Regions from separate parts of the Homo sapiens genome. Here region 2 is linked to region 1. The links are chromatin contacts, found by Hi-C or POLR2A ChIA-PET in ENCODE. All regions are on one chromosome and are shown on one strand. The core of a region is the stretch at or near the end of the contact, and the rest is flanking DNA. Distances in the headings are between cores, read along the strand shown. Region 1 overlaps ITGB5 (integrin subunit beta 5). Region 2 overlaps KALRN (kalirin RhoGEF kinase).

Region 1 (6,024 bases), core at 1,322-3,821:
CAGTTTCTGCTGAACCTGGGCTTGGTTTCTGTTAAAGCTGGAAGGGACTTCAGAGACCTTCTGACCCAACTCCTCCTTCCAGAGGTGGATAGTGAAAGCTTAGAGAAGGCGATGGCTTTCCTGGGGAACACAGAGCTGTCCTAGAGCCCACGGCCGTCTCCTCCTGAGTGCTCTGCCTGCTGCTGTCGCAGGGGGCTGACCTGGGAAGGGATCCTAGGGCCTGCGTCTGTCGGTTTGAGTGTGTGAGCTAACATGTGTCCTCATCCTCTTCCCCGCCGTGTTCTGTAGGCTTCAAATCCATTATACAGAAAGCCTATCTCCACGCACACTGTGGACTTCACCTTCAACAAGTTCAACAAATCCTACAATGGCACTGTGGACTGATGTTTCCTTCTCCGAGGGGCTGGAGCGGGGATCTGATGAAAAGGTCAGACTGAAACGCCTTGCACGGCTGCTCGGCTTGATCACAGCTCCCTAGGTAGGCACCACAGAGAAGACCTTCTAGTGAGCCTGGGCCAGGAGCCCACAGTGCCTGTACAGGAAGGTGCCTGGCCATGTCACCTGGCTGCTAGGCCAGAGCCATGCCAGGCTGCGTCCCTCCGAGCTTGGGATAAAGCAAGGGGACCTTGGCGCTCTCAGCTTTCCCTGCCACATCCAGCTTGTTGTCCCAATGAAATACTGAGATGCTGGGCTGTCTCTCCCTTCCAGGAATGCTGGGCCCCCAGCCTGGCCAGACAAGAAGACTGTCAGGAAGGGTCGGAGTCTGTAAAACCAGCATACAGTTTGGCTTTTTTCACATTGATCATTTTTATATGAAATAAAAAGATCCTGCATTTATGGTGTAGTTCTGAGTCCTGAGACTTTTCTGCGTGATGGCTATGCCTTGCACACAGGTGTTGGTGATGGGGCTGTTGAGATGCCTGTTGAAGGTACATCGTTTGCAAATGTCAGTTTCCTCTCCTGTCCGTGTTTGTTTAGTACTTTTATAATGAAAAGAAACAAGATTGTTTGGGATTGGAAGTAAAGATTAAAACCAAAAGAATTTGTGTTTGTCTGATACTCTCTGTGTGTTTCTTTCTTTCTGAGCGGACTTAAAATGGTGCCCCCAGTGGGGATTGAAGCGGCCGTGTACTTCCTCAGGGATGGGACACAGGCTGGTCTGATACTCCAGACTGCAGCTTGTCAAGTAAGCATGAGGTGCTCGGGGCAGTGAGGGCTGTGCAAGGGGGAACACTGAGCAGATACCTTTGGCCCCTTCCAGCTTTTACTGACAGAGAGTTCCAGGCTAGACACCATAAAAACCACCCCTTGTTCTGAGGGGCTGAGGCTGGAAATAGATTGTACAGACAAGCAAGGGTTGAGTGGTGGTTCCCACACGAAGTCATCTCTTAATCATCATTAGCAATAGCAGTTCCCTTCCAAGGCCTCCCCTCACTCCCGAAACACTTACGTCCCATGCAGGCCCAATGCAAAAAAACACATTTGAGCTTTTTTCCCGCAGGGCCATGAAGTCCCCTTAAGTTCCCATATCTAAGATGGTTGACTGACCCTCTCCCCTTATGTACAGAAGAGGAAACTGATTCTCAGAGAGGGGAAGTGGCTTGCCCGAGTGTTTGTTAGGAGGTTACTGAATGACAAACTGTTCCTAAGACCCCATCTCATGCTGGCCAGAGGGCCAGCCTCCTCATTCCTGCTTGCTCTTAGAAAATCTTTCACTGATCATTTTTTGTCACTGGAATAACTTCAAGGTTATTATGCTTTCATTCCAAATGGATCTGTCCTCAGCTCTGGACCCAATTCCCCTTACTTCATTTTGGCAAACACTAAGTCAAATAGTGAAATGCCTGTCACTACATAGAACCTATTACCTGGGGCAAATACGAACAGATTGAGTTTCCTTCATCTTGTGTAAATATGATGAAACAGAGACCTGGTAACTTGGTGACACTGTTAAACCCTTTTTGGGATAAAGCCAAATGTAAATGAAAACATTAAACAGATAAATTGTGGTGTTGAGACTTTTCTGAATTGAGAAAAATAAATGTAATTTTGGAAGAAACTTTGGGTTTCTCTCATGTTTAATTTTGGGTTTCCTGGAGACAAATCATTAACTGGCTCAGAATCTCATTTTCTCTAAGGGCACGACATTCTTTTTTTTTTTTTTTAAGAGAGGATCTCACTGGGTCACTCAGGCTGGAGTGCAGAGGTGCAATCTCAGTTCTCTGCAGCCTCAATCTCCTGGTCTCCCGTGATCCTCCCAACTCAGCCTCCTAAGTAGCTGGGACTACAGGTGTGCACCATCACACCCAGATAATACTTTATTTTTTGCAGAGACAAGGTCTCACTATGTTGCCCAGGCTGGTTGGTCTACAACTCCCAAGCTCAAGCGATCCTCCCACCTTGGCCTCCCAAAGTGTTAGGATTACATACGTCAGCCACCGCGCCTGGCCTGGGCACAACATTCTTGAGCCACAGATAGCAAAGGAGGATTTGTTCTAGTTCCACTTGACGTGGAAAGTGAGGGTGTTTTCGTCTGACGCCGAGGGATGTTACGGAACCAGTGCTCACGGTGCCTTGCTGCCCCCTGCTGGAAGCTCTTGGCATGAGCTGTTTGGAGATCTGACTCCCGAGATTCCGACCCAATGTATAATTTTAAAGGTTATCCAGCGAGCTGCAAGTGACCACAAAGATAATCTATTCCAAACGCTTCATTTCACAACCCACCCCCAGATGGGTCATTTTGTAATTTTAAGATATTTTTATCAAAATGGGCCTTTGGCCGAGCATGGTGTCTCACGCCTGTAATCTCAACACTTTGGGAGACCAAGGTGGGAGGATTGCCAAAGCCCAGGAGTTCGAGACCAGCCTGGGCAACACAATGAGACCCTGGCTCTACAAAAAAGAAAAAAAAAAAACCAGGGAATTCTCATTCAGCTTGATTGACTAGTACTTTATTAAACTAACCAATCGCTACCTCTTCCAGGGAAGAAATGTGATTTTTAAATTTGTTTAATTAGGATCAAAGCTTGAGGTGATTATCATGAAACTCTTGGGATGAATTTCAGGTAAGAGCAAACAGATGGGGAAAAACGGGCAGGGAGGACAGAAGGTCCTTCTCTGCTGGAGTATGCCCTTTAGCTCCTCCCTCTCCCTGGAGGACATCCAATACCATGGTTCCTACTTGCTTCTGAGGACATCCTTGTATACTCAGCTGTTATGGAATGGATTGTGTCCCTGCAAAAATGCATTTGTTGTAAGCCCTAAAGCCCCAAAGTGATAGCATTTGGAGATGATGGAGCCTTTAAAGAATGAATTGCGATTAAATGAGGTCATAGGGTGGCACCCTAACTCAATGCAGCTGGTGTCTTTATAAGACCAGGTAGAGACCCCAGGGCTGCAGAGAGGAAAAGCTGTGTGAAGACACAGTGAGAAGGTGGCTGCCTGCAAGCCAACAGGAGAGGCCTTAGGGGAAACCATTTTTGCTGACACTTGATCAACTTCCACAGCCTCCAAAACTATGAGAAAGTTAGTTGTTGAAACCACCCAGTCTGTGATATTTTGTTACGGCAGCCTGAGCAGACTAATACAGCTAGTAACAAGCTTTGAGACTGGCAGAGAGGAGGCGGGGAGAAGTAAAAGACGCAAAGGCAGTGACAGTGACAGTGCTGGGATGAGGCTCCGGAAGAGGTGTTGCGCCTGTGGGGTGTGAGGTGCCTGAGGAAGCTGGGGGTTTGTCCAGTGGGCACTGGAAATGCAGACAGGGCATGGCATGTGAACATGCCTGGAGCTGGGTCACTGCCTGCATGGAGGCTGTGAGCACTCAGACAGCTGTGGCCTGGCTGCGACTCAGCGTTGGGGCTCCGAGGTCCTGGCTGCGACTCAGCGTTGGGGCTCCTCTGGAGGTCCCCCAGCTGAGAAGGCCTAGTTAGGTCTCTCCCACCCGGCATCCTGTTCTCCCCCAGCTCTGGGGCTCCAGACTTCATAGTCAGGACCCAGCTCCTACTCAGGCCTTCAGACCCTCCAGGGGTGCAAACATAAGAGCTGGAGGGAGAAGAATAGGAGAGACAGCTGTGAGGGGGCTGCGCCTGAGGAACAGTTCTTCTCAGCCCCCAGAGGCCCTGCCTGCTCAGTTGCTGCTTTGGGAGGGACCCATGGGAAGGAGGGAAAGACAGTCGCTGCCTGGCCAGCCCCCCATCTGCGAGAGCCACCTCCAAGACGGGTTGGGTGATGTGTCAGTGAGAAGGCCTTCATATCCAATTTCTTTCTCTTGGATGTGAATGTCAGGAAGTCCATCTCTCCCCATGACTGATGCTTCCTTCTGTCATACAATGGGGCCTGTATAATAGGTTTGGTATCTTGATGGTTAGGAAGCTGGGAACTGAATGCATTTAGTGGACCAGAGACTGTTCATAACATGGGGACAAGAGAAAAAGAGGCTCGGGTTCTTAGTGCCACCCCTTTTCCTCTCAACCCAACCCCACTGCCCCCTCCATTAACAACCCCCATCCTCTTCCTACCTTCCCCCTCCACACGTCCTGATCCTTCTGATAGATACCCAGCTGCATAACGTCTTCACTTTAAGATGCCTCGAATTCTTGGTGGAAAAAGGCAAGCTCTAAACAGCAAGGGGCAACCCATCAGGGGCAGCCACCTCACTGACCTGCTACAGTAGGAGTTCCTGACCCTTTTGGGTCATGGGCTGCTTTGACATTCTGGTGAATGCTACAGACACCCTTGTTAGAACAATGCCTATAAATGTGTAACAAAGAAGATGCTAAAAAGTCCAATCCTATTTCTCAGGGTTATCATCTCAGTTTGATTTCAAAAACACCCTCCCTGGAAGACACATCATTGAAAGCTTCATTGGTCCCACCCACATAGAATATCAGATCCCTGTGACTGAAAGCAAACTCCTCATTTGATCCTCACAACTACCCCACAAATACCACATTCAGGGAAGGTATTTCCCCATTTTACAAAAGGGGAGATTGAGAACAGTCACACCTTGAGTGACAGTTGGTGAGACCCAAGCTCAAGAATCCCTTCTCTAGAGTCCTCTGCCCTGCACCTGCTCCTGGAAGAAGTCTGTCTCTTCTTATCCCAGAATTCTGCCGCATGATTGGGGAGTCATCTGAGTCTCTGTCTTGGGGGCATACATCTCTACTGAAATAAAGTGAAGTGCTCTAAGAGCAGACTGATACATTATAAAATGTCTCTCCTTCCTCCTTGAATCTTTCTCTTTTGTCCTCATCACATGAGCAGTCTCTGGTACACACATGTGGAGGCCAAGGCAACTCCATCTTGGAAGTGAATCTGCCATGTTGACTTCTGATTAATTCCTGTTCTGGAAAGCTCTCTAAGATTTCCAGTTTATCTATTGTTCCTTGTGTAAGAGTAGGTACTAACTAAACAACCTTGATGTTATTGTATTTACCACAAGTTCTGCCCTTAAGCCATTGTCCTACACACCCCTTCTTTTCACATCCATCTCTTCCCTGTGGTCTGTAGCCCTAGGTTTAGGGGATAATGGTTCAGGGATCCAACAACTTGTCTCACCACTGCCCAAGAGACAGACATAGCTTCTGTTCTTAAGTCCCTATTAAATATTTCTTTCTGAGAAACTGGGTTTGTCAGGCTCTCTCTTTGACTTCTCAGCTTCCTCAGACTTTGAGGGGTAGGTGTGCACAGGCCTGCCAATGCAGAACAACACACGTTAACAAAAACCCCAGGAACTGTTCTATTTTTTTAAATGAAGGAAGATGACAACTGACACAAATGTCATGTTTCCTCGCACAGAAGTTCAATCCTTCAAAGACTCCTTTCTGTCAGGCCTCTGAGCCCAAGCCAAGCCATCGCATCCCCTTGTGACTTGCACGTATACGCCCAGATGGCCTGAAGTAACTGAAGAATCACAAAAGAAGTGAAAAGGCCCTGCCCCGCCTTAACTGATGACATTCCACCATTGTAATTTGTTCCTGCCCCATCTTAACTGAGTGATTAACCCTGTGAATTTCCTTCTCCTGG
Region 2 (6,437 bases), core at 3,283-5,782, 190 kb after region 1:
AGCATATTCAAGTTTGCCCCTGACTTCCCCTCTGGATGATAAGGGGCATCATCATCATGTAGATGTCACAGATTTACAGTGGGCACCAGCAGGCATGAAAACATGCTGTTGAAATTGGCATTTAACATAAGCAAAGTCACAGCAGGCTGGCTACAAAAGGGAAAAATGCAGGATCTCTGCAGAGGGACCCAGAGAGACCAGCTCTTTCCATGGACACCTGGGTCTTCCTGCTTCAGTTCTACTTGGAGACAGCACGACACTGAGTTGTATTTAGAGAAGGATGTGGCTTGCCCTGACATGTTCCTATTTGAGGCTTTGATTCTAAGCCCTTTCATGTCCTAAATAGTATTAGATGGATGTAGCCACAGGCAGGACATCTCAACCAGAACAAAGCAGGCCTGAGGCAGTTTCCACGAAACTCCTCTCTGTCCTGCTCTTCTTTGAATTAAAGAGTGGTCCCCTCATATACACCCAACACTCACAGTGTCAGCACAACCCCCATCACACAGGTCAGCCCATCTCCATAATGTGGTCCAAATGTTACCTTCAAGTACCACAGAATTAATGACAGAGAATAGGTCATGGAGAGGTGCCAGAGGTACAAGCCAAGGAAAAACTTGAATTTTTAGCTCAAATATATCAAATATTATCTCAATCCTCTGGGTTAAAGTCAAAAGAAAGTTATGAGAGGATTAAGCCATTATTTCTTGGGAAATCACGGAGCCAGATGGACCTGCTGTTGGTGGACTGTAGAAAGGACCCAGGGTAGGTTAGGAATAGAGACTGAGGGAAGGGAGCCAGTGCAGACAGGAGGTTGTGCTGGGGCCTCTGAAAACCTATGGAGGCACAATGGCTCGCACTTGTAGTCCCAGCTACTTGGGGGTTGCTGAGGCAGAAGGATCACTTGAACCTGGGAGGTCAAGGCTGCAGTGAGGCCTGATCATGCCACTGAACTCCAGCCTGGGTAATAGAGTGAGACCCTGTCTGGTAAAAAAAAGAAAAAAGAAAACCAATGGAAACTAGAAAGAGAACCCTGACCCCTTGAACAATCCTGGGGATGATTCAGGCTGGAAACACCCTGTACTCAGCCCTATAGAAGTATCAGAACTTAGACAAAGAGCAGGCAGGGAACTTCACATTAACTGACCACCTTTGGTGGGGCATAACTGGACTGCAAAGTCTACCTTGTTGGAGTTTAAGTGCTATTAATCAATTTCACAGATTTTTTAAAGTTAGAATTTTTAGAAATGGAGTCTTGCTCCATTGCCTAGGCTGGAGTGCAGTTGTGCAATCATAGCTCACTGCAGCAATGAACTCAAGCCATCCTCTCTCACGTCCCAGACAGCTAGGACCACAGGTGTATGATCACATCCGGCTTATTTCATAGATTTTAAGTGTCTTACCCAAGGTCATCATCTAGCCAGTGACCAGGATTCAGACTCAGGCCTTCCACCCCAAGACATTTTTTTGGAGACAGGGTCTCGCTCTGCCGCCCAGGCTGGAGTGCAATGGCTCAATGGCAGCTCACTGCAGGCTCGACCTCCTGGGCTCAAGTGATCCTCTTACCTCAACCCTCCAAGTAGCTGAGGCTATAGGCACTCACCACCATGCCCGGCTTTTTAAAAATTTTTCCTAGAGACGGGGTCTCGCTCTGTTGCCCAGGCTGGTCTGGAACTCCTGGGCTCAAGAGGTTCTCCTGCCTCAACCTCTGAAAGTGTTGGGATTACAGACAGACCATGTTTTTATAGTCTACTGCATACCGAGGTAAAGCCACAGACAACTTTTGTTTTATCCTAAACAATCAGCCTGTGCACATAATAATAAAACCAACCTCACAGTTTAAAAATCACTTTTACTTAACATTTCTACCCTTGAGCCTCCCAGCAACTCTGTTACATAGGCATCTTTATCAGCTTCCTTTTGCATAAATGTGGAAGCTAAACCCAGGAAGATTAGGTGACATTCTACTCAAAATAAGTGGCTTCTCATTTCATACCCTGTCTTCTTCCCACCCCATCTGATTCCCTGAGAACTAAATTCTGTTCCGTTTTCAAAGATTTGCCAGTACCCTTTTAAGGAAAAAAAACAGTAGATTACAATACATTAGGTTGGGCCATTTTTAACTGAAATTGCTGACATTCAACCTGTTTTTTTTTTTGTTTTTTGTTTTTTGTTTTTTTTTGAGATGGGGTCTTGCTTTGTCACCCAGACTGGAGTGCAGTGGCACAATCTAGGCTCACTGCAACCTCCACCTCCCTTCCCACTGCAGCCCTTCCCCCACCTCCACCCCCAGCAGCTGGGACCACAGGTGCATGCCACCATGCCCAGCTAATTTTTTGTATTTTTGGTAGAGATGGGGTTTCACCATGTTGCCCAGTCTGGTCTAGAACTCCTGAGCTCAAGTGATCCATCTGCCTTGGCCTCCCAAAGTGCTGGGGTTAAAGATGTGAGCCACTGCACCCAGTCTCAACCATTTTTTACTACAAAAATGGAGATTTCATGCACCCCAAATTAAAAAATTGGACCTCAAAATGAAGATATTTATGCTATGCTTATATGCATCAAAAATAGGATACTTTGGCTGGGTGCAGTGGCTCACACCTGTAATCCCAGCACTTTGGTAGGCCAAGGCAGGCAGATTGCTTGAGCTCAGGAGTTCGAGACCAGCCTGGGCAACATGGCGAAACCTCATCTCTACAAAAAAATACAAAAATTAGCTAGGGATGGTGGCAAGCACCTGTGGTCCCAGCTATTTGCCACTGCACTCCAGCCTGGGCAACAGAGTGAGGCCCTGTCTCCAAAATAAAAAATAGAAAAAAAATAAAATAAACACAGGATACTTTGGTTAATCCCTTTAAATTAACAAAGGTAATTACCTGATGCAGAGAGAAAAAAACAGACATTTTTAGAAGTGGAAAGGATCCTAGAGGTAATTCAGGAAGACATGAATAAAAGGTAATAAAAATGCTACTTTAGAACAAATAGCAATATGAATGACTGTAGGGAATAACCAGGAAAAAAGTCCAGCCTATAGAGAGTCTCAGAGTAGAAGGCACTTGCCTCTAAGCTCTATGCCCAGAGAGGACAACAGATCAGGTGTCTGTGAGTGAGAAACCAGGGGATGCCCAAAGTTCAAGGGTAAGGATGGACTGTGAAGTTCTCAAATCCAAGGACATTGGAAAGGACTATTAATCCATAAACACAAACAATCACTTTAAACAAGTCAGGATTGTTGAATTTAATTAAAAACATTTTGTTCTGCTCTAAGCGTTTAATAAAAGGATTTATGGAGAAATTGCTAGGCTTATATAGCTTAGGAAAGAAGTGTTTAACATTTTATCTGCAAATTGTATTACTTTCTTCTAGATACAGATCAGAAGGAGAGGGAGAATAATAATTAGCACTGGTGGATTTACACTCGGGGCTCGGACGGGGGAGAATAGAAGGAGACGTGGGTAGAAAGTGTTTGGATTTCAGTGCAATATATGAGGAATATTCTAGCCCTTAGAATTACACTAAAATCCAACAGGCTCTAGAAGTAATAAGCTCCCAGTCCCTAGAAGTGCTCAAGTAATGCTTAGCTGACCACTTGTCAAGGACATTGTGGAAGGGGTTTCTTGTATTTGGAAAGAGAGTGAGCTAGAACACCTTTCACCTGCTTTTCAATTCTAAGATCCCAGGAGCCAAAAGAAGCCAATGTTCTGGAGTCAAATTAAATCTATTCAAGAACCGGTTTTATCCAGTTATAAAAAGAGTAAGTTTCAACTCTAACTTTTTATGATTCTGAAAAATGTCAAGGAGCTCCTTTTAGACTCTCTCCATCTATCTTTAAACATACTTTTCTTCAAAAAGTATCAGTACTCAAATAAATTACAACATTTCTTATTCAAATGCATTATTTTTGGGTTTCAGCTATTCTTACCCAACAGTATTATAATTTTTAAAAACACCATACCACACCTTTTCATTGCAAACATAGGGTAATTCAGCTATGCTAATATAAAGGAAAATGTTGTGGGCTAGTGTGGAAACCTGTTCTCACCCTCATTGATCATACTCCCATGTATACTTCTGCTTCTATGAGGAAGTGAGTTCTGAATCTCAAAGGACTACCTCACATCTAGTCAATTACCAGTACAATCCTATACAAATGAAGAGGATTGAAGGATCGTACTTCAATCCTGCAATTGAGGACTGTAGGATAAAGTAAATCAGCAAGCTGCAATTTATAACATGTCACTTCGTACCTGAAAGGAAATGTTTAGGGAATATTCATCCTCTAATTATTTTTTTAGCCTCCCATAGTGAAGCCATGTTAGGCATTATGGCATAAATGAAAAACCTGAGGGTAGGGCTCCTAATGCAGAATTATACTGAAAAGTAAGAGGTAGAGAAAGACCTTTGGAGGACTCTCCTGGTAGGCAGAGGAGCCTGAACTTTTTGGCATTTTGGCTCCTGGCAGCAGAAAGTGCAGGGGACTTCCATCCTGCAGACAATCTGTTGAACAGGCTGGGCCAGCACCAGGGGTTGGCAGGCCGCTATCAGAGTTGGACTAAGCTCAGCCTGCTGTCCAGAGTGCTCCTTGGAGTCATTCTGCTCCAGCTGAGGACATCAGAATCTTATTAGTTGGCAAAGCACCCACAGGACAAAATCTGTCTCTGATTACTACCACTCCTCCTAGAGAGTGGGGCATTTGGGGCCAGAGGTGAGAGGGAGAGTGGGAAGGTGGGTATGTGTAACTATAATGGGGTTAATGCTCTTAGATTCAGCTAGACTGGCTAACAAGCCAAGTCAGATGGGAGAATAAACTAAAGTGCCTGTCTCAAAGGCTTTCAGACTTGGGAGGGTGTAGAACACAGTGGTAAAGTGAGACCTTGGGAAATGGACAGGCGTGGGTTCAAATTTAGGCCCACTGCTTGTCAGCTATGTGACTTTGAGCATATTACCTAATCTTTTTAAGACTCAGTGTCTTTATCTGTAAGATGAGGAAAATATTATTGCTATTAGCATAAAGCAACCCAGAACCTGACCCATGGTAAAGCTCAATAAATGTTAGGTATTTTTGTGAGTTGGTGACACACTTAACACAAGTCGACATTATCAAACTTGCCCGGCATTCTCAGGCTGTTGATGGTAATTGCCTTCAGAGCCCAAGTTTTATCCACGGTTCTCCACCACCTTCTGCAGCATGGGGAAGCTGTTCCTGAGGCCAAGTAGGTGGTAACAGCAGAAATCATCAGGAGGCCTTCAGGGAGAGGACTCCTCATGAACAAGCCAGGGGTGCCATGGGCCACTGTCCCTCTCCTCTAGAGCATCTGCTTCTGAGGCTCACGGGGGAAGCCTTGGACTTGGTTTCATAAGCAGAGAGGTATTTCCTTACAGCTTCTCCAGACCCTCAGCCCCAGCCAGGGAAGAAAGTGCACAGGAAAAGGAACACAGGTGTCCTGTACAGCCAGGTACAGAAGAACCTAGACTGGTTATTGGAGCCTGGGGCAGAAGTACCCAGGACCAATACTTTTTAAAAGCCATTCTCACCATTTTTAAGTGTACAGTTCAGTGGCATTAAGTCCATTCACATTGTCATGCAACCATCATCACCATCCATCTCCAGAACATTTTTCATCTTGCAAAACTGAAACTCTGTACCCAACAGGCACTAATTCCCCATTCCCTCCAGCCCCTGGCAATCATCATTCTTTCTACATCTAAAAAGTTGACTACTCAAGGTATTTCATTTAAATGGAATCATATAGTATTTGTCCTTTTGTGTCTGGCTTGTTTCACTTATCCTAATGTCCTCAAGGTTCATTCATGTTGTGGCATGTGTTAGAATTTCCTAACTTTCTAAGGCTGAAGAGTATCCCATTGTATGTATATATTCAATTCACCTGTTGCTGGACACTGGGGTTGCTTTCACCTTTTGACTATTGTGAATAATGCTGCTATGAGCATGGGTGTACAAATTTCTGCTTGTGTCCTTGCTTTCAATTCCTTTGGATATATACTCAGATGTTGGATTGCTAGATGATATGATAATCTTATTTTTACTTTTTTGAGGAATCCCATACTGTTTTCCATGGCAGCTGTACCATTTTGCATTCCCACCAGCAGTGTACAAGGGTTCCAATTTCTCCACATCCTCATAACACTTGTTATTTTCTGTGTGTGCACATTTTAAACAATAGCCATCCTTTGCAGTGACATGTTATTGTTGTTTTGATTATCATTTTCCTAGCAATAATTAGTGATGTTGAATATCTTTTCATGTACTTATTGGTCACTTGTATATCTTCTTTGGAGAAATTTCTGTTTAAGTCCTTTGTCCATTTTTAAATTTAGTTTTTGGTTGTTGTTGTTGAGTTGCAGGAGTTCTTTATATAATCTGGACATTAACCCTCAACCTTTCTAATACATCTTTAAGTATCTCCTAAGCTTGA

The links. Hi-C counts contacts between places; a loop is a spot of excess contacts on that map. ChIA-PET counts read pairs that join two places held with the same protein, here RNA polymerase II (POLR2A). Pooled maps may share reads with other maps.
Region 2: a map of PC-9 shows a loop between it and region 1 (5-fold over the local background). The contact joins two enhancer-like sites. A Hi-C loop is called at or near these places in 7 of 168 maps with a recorded cell type or tissue (A673, Caco-2, HCT116 and 4 more) and 10 of 50 pooled maps. POLR2A ChIA-PET finds 5 or more read pairs at or near these places in 1 of 52 experiments (BJ).

The regions. Positions count from the first base shown.
Region 1 is chr3:124,757,983-124,764,006 of GRCh38, reverse strand. It overlaps ITGB5 (integrin subunit beta 5), which reads left to right. Exons shown (of 15, transcript NM_002213.5): 15 at 289-2,059. The coding sequence ends at 384. Among named protein-coding and RNA genes, the nearest start is that of MIR544B, 29 kb to the right of the region's middle. RefSeq lists enhancers at 2,431-2,725, 3,262-3,851, 3,852-4,441, 5,992-6,024. Within about 2 kb of position 2,571, at least 4 of the 41 ENCODE cell types and tissues checked have a DNase peak (open chromatin) inside an H3K27ac peak, as active enhancers do.
Region 2 is chr3:124,568,070-124,574,506 of GRCh38, reverse strand. All of the region lies in intron 34 of KALRN (kalirin RhoGEF kinase), which reads right to left. The region is part of intron 2 of LOC105374076 (a long non-coding RNA gene); the gene reads left to right. Among named protein-coding and RNA genes, the nearest start is that of UMPS, 160 kb to the left of the region's middle. Within about 2 kb of position 4,532, at least 2 of the 41 ENCODE cell types and tissues checked have a DNase peak (open chromatin) inside an H3K27ac peak, as active enhancers do.